Linked DNA regions of Homo sapiens: region 2 is linked to region 1. A link is a contact called in ENCODE Hi-C data. All regions are on one chromosome and are shown on one strand. Each heading gives the region's core, a stretch centred on a gene start or an enhancer-like site at or near the end of the contact. The rest is flanking DNA. Distances are from core to core; before and after follow the strand shown. Region 1 holds the start of HOOK1 (hook microtubule tethering protein 1). Region 2 holds the start of TM2D1 (TM2 domain containing 1).

Region 1 (4,089 bases), core at 1,092-3,591:
TTCATTTGTATATAAATATAACAACAGTTTTATGATTATTCCTTTGTCTTCTTCCTGTGTATATATTAAAATACATACCTAATATTTATAATATTGAGGTCATATGGCTGATACTTTCATCTAAATTTTATTTAATAGTATACATTGTGACAACTTTCCTGAGTTATCAAATATTCTCCAGAGCACTGAATCTGCTGTAAAATATTTAGCCTTCCTTGCTTATTGGGCATTGTATCAATCGATTATACAATTGATCAATACATAGCATTGCCATACATATCATTGTTCAAAGCCTCCAAATGCACTTCTGATGATTTCAACAGAATTTATGACTGACGCAGAATAAATTGGAATCATGGGTTTAAATGATATGGATATTTTAAAGTTTCTTGATAAAAATTGTTAAATTTTTCCTTCCCTGATAATTTACTCTCTATAAAGTCCAGAAGCATAACTTAATTGCCCCCCCCACCAAGTTACTCTCACGAATTATTTTATTTGAGAAATTTGGTCACTTGTGGCTCTCAGTGATAAATATGTTGAGAAGTTTCCCATATGTATAGATGATAATAGTAACTCATATTTACAAAGTTTATAATTTACATTTACCATGTATGTTTACATTTTAATTACAATGATCTTAGGAATGTGGAGGTTGGGGGCTATAGGAGAGCAGCCAGTGGGGAATAAAGTCAAGATTCAGACCAGGTCTTCAATTCCTAAATCTTGTAGTTTTAATTAAATCACATTACCAATGTACCTAGTTCCAGCATATAAAGTGACTCCAGAGGCGTTAAGAAAGTTCTGGAATAATGTTAAGGGAGTCAATAGCAAACGTACATACTGTATTTTTAGAATGAGACTGATTTACACTTGGGGGCTTTTAATTGCAGTCGTCCATCAGTTTTAAATTTTCAGTGTCTAAATATAAAAACGCAGCAATATAAAAAAAAGCCAGCTGTTTTCTTACTCAGAGCATGAATTGATGAGTTTATGAATGAGTGAAGTGACAGCAAGACTAAGAATAGTCTAGCCCTTTTCAATCACCTAAGCCATCTATCAATACCTTGGAGAGCTTCCAATTTCAGGTCACCTCCCCCGACCCCCCTCCACCCCACAACATTCTCGGAAAAAGCAAATTTTCAACTGACAAAGGAAAATGGATACATTAATATCTTCCATGTTTTTCAAAACATTTCGTTTATTTTGCTACTTGAAAACGGTCTTCCCTTTTGCCCCATGTAAAATAAAATTGCTCATGATCTATGGTCCCGTGAGAGCTTATTTAAGGAGCACTGACGGATTCTATTTTCCTTATTAATGTGGCATATTTGCCACGTGTGCAAATGAAAACATCCCTTTCCAATGAGTGCCTAGGAGGAAATCAGCTCTTCCTTCCTCGAAGAGTTTTAATTCATGGGTATGATCTATTTCTTTCTTTCTTTATTTTGTTTTATATATTTTTTAGAGACAGAGTCTCGGTTTTTTGTCCAGGCTGGGGTGCAGTGGCATGATCTCGGCTCACTGCAACCTGTGCCTCCCGGGTTCAAGCGATTCTTCTGCCTCAGCCTCCTGAGTAGCTGGGATTACAGTCATGTGCCACCACCCCCGGCTAATCTTTGTATTTTTAGTAGAGAATGGGTTTCGCCATCTTGGCCTGGCGGGTCTCGAACTCCTGACCTCAGGTGATCCACCCGCCTCAGCCTCCCAAAGTGCTAGGATTACAGGCGTGAGCCACCTCGCCCAGCCGGTAGGATCTATTTCTGAAGACAATGTGGAAGCAGAGTGTGGGCCCTCCACAGGTGTAGCGAGGCGGCGTGCTACCGCGAAGAAGGAGGGAAGACGCCTGAGCCCAGCCGGTGCCCTGCTGCCCCTCTGCCTCTTCGGCCACTGGGGCTGAGCTTCAGCCTTACCAATCCCCGCCGCGCACGCGCGCTCGCTTCCCGCGCGCAACCTCCCACCCCCGCCCTCACTGCACCTGCCAGGTCATAAACCTCTTCCCACCCACTCTCACTCTCTACCCAAGGCTCAGGCTTGTCTCACGTTGATTGGCCAGAGCCCACGAGGGCACGTCCAATCAGCAATCCCCCCTGCGCAACCTATCCCGGTTCTTCCCGCCCCCGCCCCGCCCCGCCCGCCCCCCCGGGTACCTACCGTCTCTGTGACTGGTGCGCGGCCAGGTCACTCAGGGCGGCGGGGCGAGGTGTGCGGGAGTGGGCAGGACGGGTGGGAGGAGGGGAGGGGTGGGAGAAGGCGGGGCTCAGGTGCCTGGCAGCGCGGCCGGGGCCCAGGAAGGGGAGGGGGCGAACGCTGGAGCGAGGCGGGGGCGGGTGAGGAGGGGGTGACGCCGGACGCGTCGACAGCGCGAGGGTTCGCGCGTGAGCTGCGCGGGTCGGGCCTGGTACCGAGCTTTCCTGGGGGCTAGCAGGTCGTGGACGCCGGCTCCTGGAGGAGAGCCGGTAGGAGGGAGTGTGAAGGTGTCCGCGGCGTCGTCGACGGCGGCGCCGGCCATGGAGGAGACGCAGCCGCCGCCGCAGCCTAAGCTGCCCCTGTGCGACAGCCTCATGATCTGGGTGAGTGCGAGGAGGCGAGAGGGCGAGGGGGCCAGGGGGCCGAGGCGAGGAGCCTGGGGCGCCCGGTTCTCCCAGGTGAGCTGGGGCTACCTGCACAGGGTCCCGGCGCACCCTGCCCTTCTCACCTCGTGCCCTTGACCGAGAGAATGCCACCTGCGGGTCGACGGGCAGGTGTGTGGGCGCGGGTTGGTGTCCGGGGGTGGGGGTAAAGGAAGCTCTGGGAGCGTAACAGTGGAGGCTCTGGTCTCAACCAGAGGATTCGACCTGCCTGGTGCCCTAACAGCTGGGATATGAACCAAGCACCCATCCTCTTTTCTCCCCGCTGCCCCATTTTCTCCCCCTGAACAGCGCCCGAGCCCTCCACTTTCTGGATCGCCGACTCTCTTGCCTTGGTCCGCTTGGGCGTGAAGACCCTTTCCGAAACCTAACCCTGCATCCTCAAACTACCTTGCTCTACCTGGACACAGGTGGCCAGGAGGTGGCTGGCTGTTTTAGTTCCCGGACCAATGCTCCTTCAGGACTCTAGAACATCCGATTTTGTAGAAGCCGCTTCAAAGAGATGTTTGTATTTCCCGTATGGAGAAAAAGATGTGTTGGGAGTCGGGGGTCGTTTTCCCTTTTTCTCGCTGGCCCTCTCCTCCTCTAAATGGACAGCATTTTCTTTAAAGAAAATGAGTTGACATTTTTCTTTAGGATTTATCTGTGTTTAGGATTTTTGTTAATTTGTGTTGGGTCTGGACAGGCATATCTGTCCCCAGATTGTTCAATATTCCAGTCAGCAAAATGACATCCCACCTCTTAGAGTTACTTAGATATCAGTGCTGGCATTCAGGTGTGGTTCTTAACCCATATTGAGTAAAGATGGTGTTTGATGAGCCACAAGGTGCTGTTGATGATGCTCATCCCAAACCAGTTGTTTAGTTGCGTCTAGGGGAGTGTGTGCAGATGGAATGTAAACAGACGGGATCAGGAGGCTGTAATCGGTTGAGATTCCCTAGTGATCTAATGCATCTAATTCCAAAGAATGAGAAATCTAGGTTTATGGAAATGTGTGAAGCCTATTGGAAATAGCCATAATTTAAAGCATTTACACTTTGTAAGTAAATAACTTTTGCTTTTAGTGGAATGCAAATATTTAGGGTTTGTGAGTTAAAAGCAATTAGCTAACTGTTCAGCTGAATTTTCATTTGAAATAGGTATTGGGGTGGAAGTGCTGTATTTAAGACTGTCGTAGAAACAAGGCAACATTACTTTTAATGATTTGTTTTGTTAAAACAGACTAATTAAAGGGTGTATCCGAATCTGCTACATTATTGTAAACCTCAATTGACTGAAGTGTTAAGCTTAGTCTTTATGATGTCATTGATTTACATGTGAGGTGGTGGAGAAGCACAGGATTTTCTTTTGTGTTGTAATATTTTAAAATATTATGTGACTGTATCCACTCTTTTAACCAGAATTTATTGACTTCCAATGTTGAGCTAGGCACTGGGGAGGACTGGAGTGGTAGCCAGAG
Region 2 (4,089 bases), core at 1-2,500, 1.9 Mb after region 1:
GAGGCTGCTAGTTTGTCCAAGTCAATAAGCATATGTACAAATATACTTTTAGTATTGCTAAGTAATACTTGAGGCAGGAGGATCACTGGAGCCCAGGAGTTTGGGAAGAACAGCCTGGGCAACATAACGAGAAGTCTGTCTCTACAAATAATATAATAATACATAAACATTACAATAAACCTTTAAATTTGCCCCATAATTATCCACGTTTTTACTCATGAGAAAACAGAGTTCAAATAGGTCACCCAAGGTTGCAAAGTGCAACAGAAATTTATCCACTGAGTCCCCACGCGGTGGTTCATGGTGAGGGGGATGCGGATCGCTTGAGACCAGGAGTTCAAGACCAGCCTGGCCAACATGGCGTAAACCCCGTCTCTACTAAAAATACAAAAATTACCCGGGTGTGGTGGCGCATGCCTGTAGTCCCAGCTACTCAGGAGGCTGAGGCAGGAGAATTGACTGAACCCGGGAGGCGGAGGCTGCAGTGAGCTGAGATCGTGCCACTGTACTCCAGCCAGGGCGACAGAGTAAGACCCTGTCTCAAAAAAAGAAAACAGAAAGAAATTTGTCTGGCAGTCTACCATCTCATGAAGTTTGAAGATGACATGAGGTAATATGCATAATATACATAAAGTTAATGATAAATGGGCAACACATTGGCTAGATCGTTATTACTTGTCTTCCCCCTAGGAAGAGTTGGCAAACATTTCCAGGGTAAGAGACTATCCATCTTTGTATTACTAGTGTCTAGAACGGGGCCTGGCATACTTCAGGATCTACATGTTTTACTGAACAAGTAAGCACACTGATAAAAAAGAAAAAAAAAGTGGATCAGAAGAGGAAGCGCCAATGACTAGTAAAATCATAAGGAAATCACAAAGGGTGGCCTCTGGCCCTCCCATCTCCACAACTCTGTTCACCTTCAGGGATCCTTCAGTCATTAGAAGCCACAGATCAGATTATCGTTTTCACTCAGTACAGCCCTAGCCAGTCCTGACGGCAGCGACCCACCTGCGACCCCAACTCTACCTCGCCTCCATGGGGGGGTGTTCTCCACAGAGGATATTGTCCCACTTTGAGGTCCTCGCACTTAAGCGACTCCTCGCCCCCGGCGGAGGTGGCAACAGCCCCCCAGGGTCCTGTAGTGACTGAGACGAACCACAGGACACCAACGAGTCTGGCCGTCACGGCCTCCGGAGCAGACGGACCAGACGGCCAGGCGGCCGCCATCTTGGAGACCGACACTTTCTCGCCACTTCCGCTTCCGCCTCCGCCCAGGAGCGGGAGGGAGAAGGGCAACAGGGCGAGGTTCTTAAAGGGACCTCGCATAGGATAGAGGCCAGTTCCGTCTCTTCGCGTGTTCTTCTGCCCGTGAGCCCGTGGAATCACATTGGGAGACCCTTTTAAAATATGCATGTACCCAGTCCCTCGAGGCGAATTTTCCCCCACGAACCCTTGGAAGGAGCTAAGGTTAATCTTTGAGTGCTGGAGGAAGGAAACGAGTGGTTTAGGCAATCAGGTGCTTCACCCGCTTCTCATTCCCGCGCCCTTAGCTGAGGCTTCTCGGTCCTCTGAAAGTGCCAGCGGCGTCAGAGGTTGGAATCAATGCTTTCCTGACATCATCGCAGTTAGCCCTGATAGGTTTTGGGTTTACAGATAAGGAACAAGGCTCAAAGACGCTGAAACACACTGACCTTAATCACTAAGTGACTCAGTCGGAATGAAATTGATGTTTGCCAGATTTCAGATCTATGCTCTTACTAATTGACATAATGTCCTCCTGTAACTTTAGAGAAGGATTTTGGAAGGCTGCCACGAACAGAACTTAAAAACTGTGAGAGACATTACGCCTTTTAAAAAAAAAAAGTGACAATTTAGGTGGGGGATAATTTGGGGGGTGGAAACTGTAACAAGAGGAAACCAAATAGTTTATGATTAAGTGAAAAGTTGAAGATTTTTTTTCCTCCATCTGTTGTTTTTAAATTTCTATATGTTCTAAAAGTTCTGTGGTGGGGAACTTTAACAGTGAGGAAAAAATGTTTTCGTAAAGTTAAGTTTAATCTTTTTTTTGTCTAACAATATAAAAATTTGAACTTGAGTGGTGCTTCTTCATCCATACTTTAGCACTAACTTTGGTGGTTCTCAAACTTTGAATAGCATCTGAATCACCTGTAGTAGTTATTAAAACAGAATGATAGAACCGGCACTCAGAGTTTCTGATACAAAAGATGTAGGGAGGGACTGGATAATTTCCATTTCTAGGAGATCCCAAGGGATGTGGGTGTTGCTAGTCCAGGGACCCCCACTTTGAGAACACTGGTATAATGTTTTACGAGAAGTAAATTTTTTTTTTTAAGATGGAATCTCTCTCTGCCACCCAGGCTGGAGTACAGTGGCAGAATCTCAGCTCACTGCAACCTCTGCCTTCTGGTTCAAGTGATTCGCCTGCCTCAACCTCCTGAGTAGCTGGGACTGCACGCGTGCGCCACCACGCTCAGCTAATTTTTGTATTTTTAGTAAAGACAGGGTTTCACCATTTTGGCCAGGCTGGTCTCGAACTCCTGGCCTAAGTGATCTGCCCGCCTCTGCCTCCTAAAGTGCTGGGATTTCAGGTGTGAGGCCACACTGTGCCTGGCCTCATTTTGGAATATATATTCTGGAAGACATACAACTATTTGAAGTAATATTTAAACATAAACTACGTTTTTAAATTTTCTTTTTTTGAGGTGGAGTTTCACTGTTGTTGCCCAGGCTGGACTGCAATGGCATGATCTCGGCTCACTGCAACCTCCGCCTCCCAGGTTCAAGCTATTCTCCTGTCTCAGCATCCGGAAAGGCTGGGATTACGGCGCCCACTACCAGCCCAGCTAATTTTTGTATTTTTAGTAGAGACGAGGTTTCACCATGTTGAGCAGGCTGGTCTCGAACTCATGACTTAAGGTGATCCACCCGCCTCTGCCTCCCAAAGTGCTGGGATTACAGGCGCGAGCCACGGCGCCTGGCCCTAAAATTTTCATAATAAAACAACTTTGTAGCATTACTATGCTTTATTCATTCATTCATTTAGAGACAGAAATGGAGTTGAGACGGGAGTTTTGCTCTTGTTGCCCAGGCTGGAGTGCAATGGCACGATTCTCGCTTACTGCAAACTCCACTTCCCAGGTTCAAGCTATTCTCCTACCTCAGCCTCCTGAGTAGCTGGAATTACAGCCATGAGTCACCACGCCTGGCTAATTTTGTATTTTTAGTAGAGACGGGGTTTCTCCATGTTGATCAGGCTAGTCTCCAACTTCCGACCTCAGGTGATCCACCCGTCTGAGCCTCCCAAAGGTCTGGGATTACAGGCATGAACCACCACGCCCCGCTGCTATTTTTTGAGATGGAGTCTCGCTCTGTCATCCAGGCTGGAGTGCAGTGGCACGATCTTGGCTCACTGCAACCTCTGCCTCCCGGGGTCAAGCAATTCTCCTGCCTCAGCCTCCTGAGTAGCTGGGATTACAGGCGCACGCCACCACGCGCAGCTAATTTTTGTATTTTTTAGTAGAGACAGGATTTCACCATGTTGGTCAGGCTAGTCTCGAACTCCTGACCTCGTGATCCGCCCGCCTTGGCTTCCCAAAGTGCTGGAATACAGGCGTGAGCCACCGCGCCCCGCCGCTATTTTTAATTTAAGACATTTATACATAATATTTATGCTTTAAATCAGGTTTAAATGATTTAAGTGAAAAATTTAGTAGTTCAGTTATAAACTTCCTATTCTAAATGGACTTCTTCCTTCTCTCTTTTTTCTTCCTTCGTTTTTCCTTTCTTTCCTTTTTTTCCGTCCTCCCTCTCCCTCCAAAAAGGAAAAAAAAATTGTTTTTAATTGAGCATTTACTATGTACTCAGCATGAAGCTAGACCCTAGACTCAAAAATTTAGACAAAAACCCTGCAGGTAAGCACTTCCTGTTTGGTAAGGGAAAATACAAACAGTTAAATACTATTTGATAAGTGTTTGATAATTGTTACATTAGAAGCACATACTAGCTACTGTAGTAGGACAATGGGTTTGCTTAAGATATTCCTCCTGTGCCTGGCGTGGTGGCTCA

Evidence for each region. Hi-C counts contacts between places; a loop is a spot of excess contacts on that map. Pooled maps may share reads with other maps.
Region 2: a map of CD4-positive, alpha-beta T cell shows a loop between it and region 1 (4-fold over the local background). The contact joins the promoter of TM2D1 here to the promoter of HOOK1 in region 1. A Hi-C loop is called at or near these places in 2 of 168 maps with a recorded cell type or tissue (CD4-positive, alpha-beta T cell and CD4-positive, alpha-beta memory T cell), 1 of 37 single-sample maps with no recorded cell type and 9 of 50 pooled maps.

The regions. Positions count from the first base shown.
Region 1 is chr1:59,812,608-59,816,696 of GRCh38, forward strand. It overlaps HOOK1 (hook microtubule tethering protein 1), which reads left to right and starts at 2,342. Exons shown (of 22, transcript NM_015888.6): 1 at 2,342-2,573. The coding sequence starts at 2,511. It overlaps LOC105378758 (a long non-coding RNA gene), which reads right to left and starts at 2,259. Exons shown (of 5, transcript XR_947426.3): 1 at 2,155-2,259. RefSeq lists a silencer at 1,810-2,409 and an enhancer at 2,646-3,209.
Region 2 is chr1:61,723,891-61,727,979 of GRCh38, forward strand. It overlaps TM2D1 (TM2 domain containing 1), which reads right to left and starts at 1,251. Exons shown (of 7, transcript NM_032027.3): 1 at 1,067-1,251. The coding sequence starts at 1,230. RefSeq lists enhancers at 553-1,240, 697-1,896, 933-1,592, 1,241-1,926.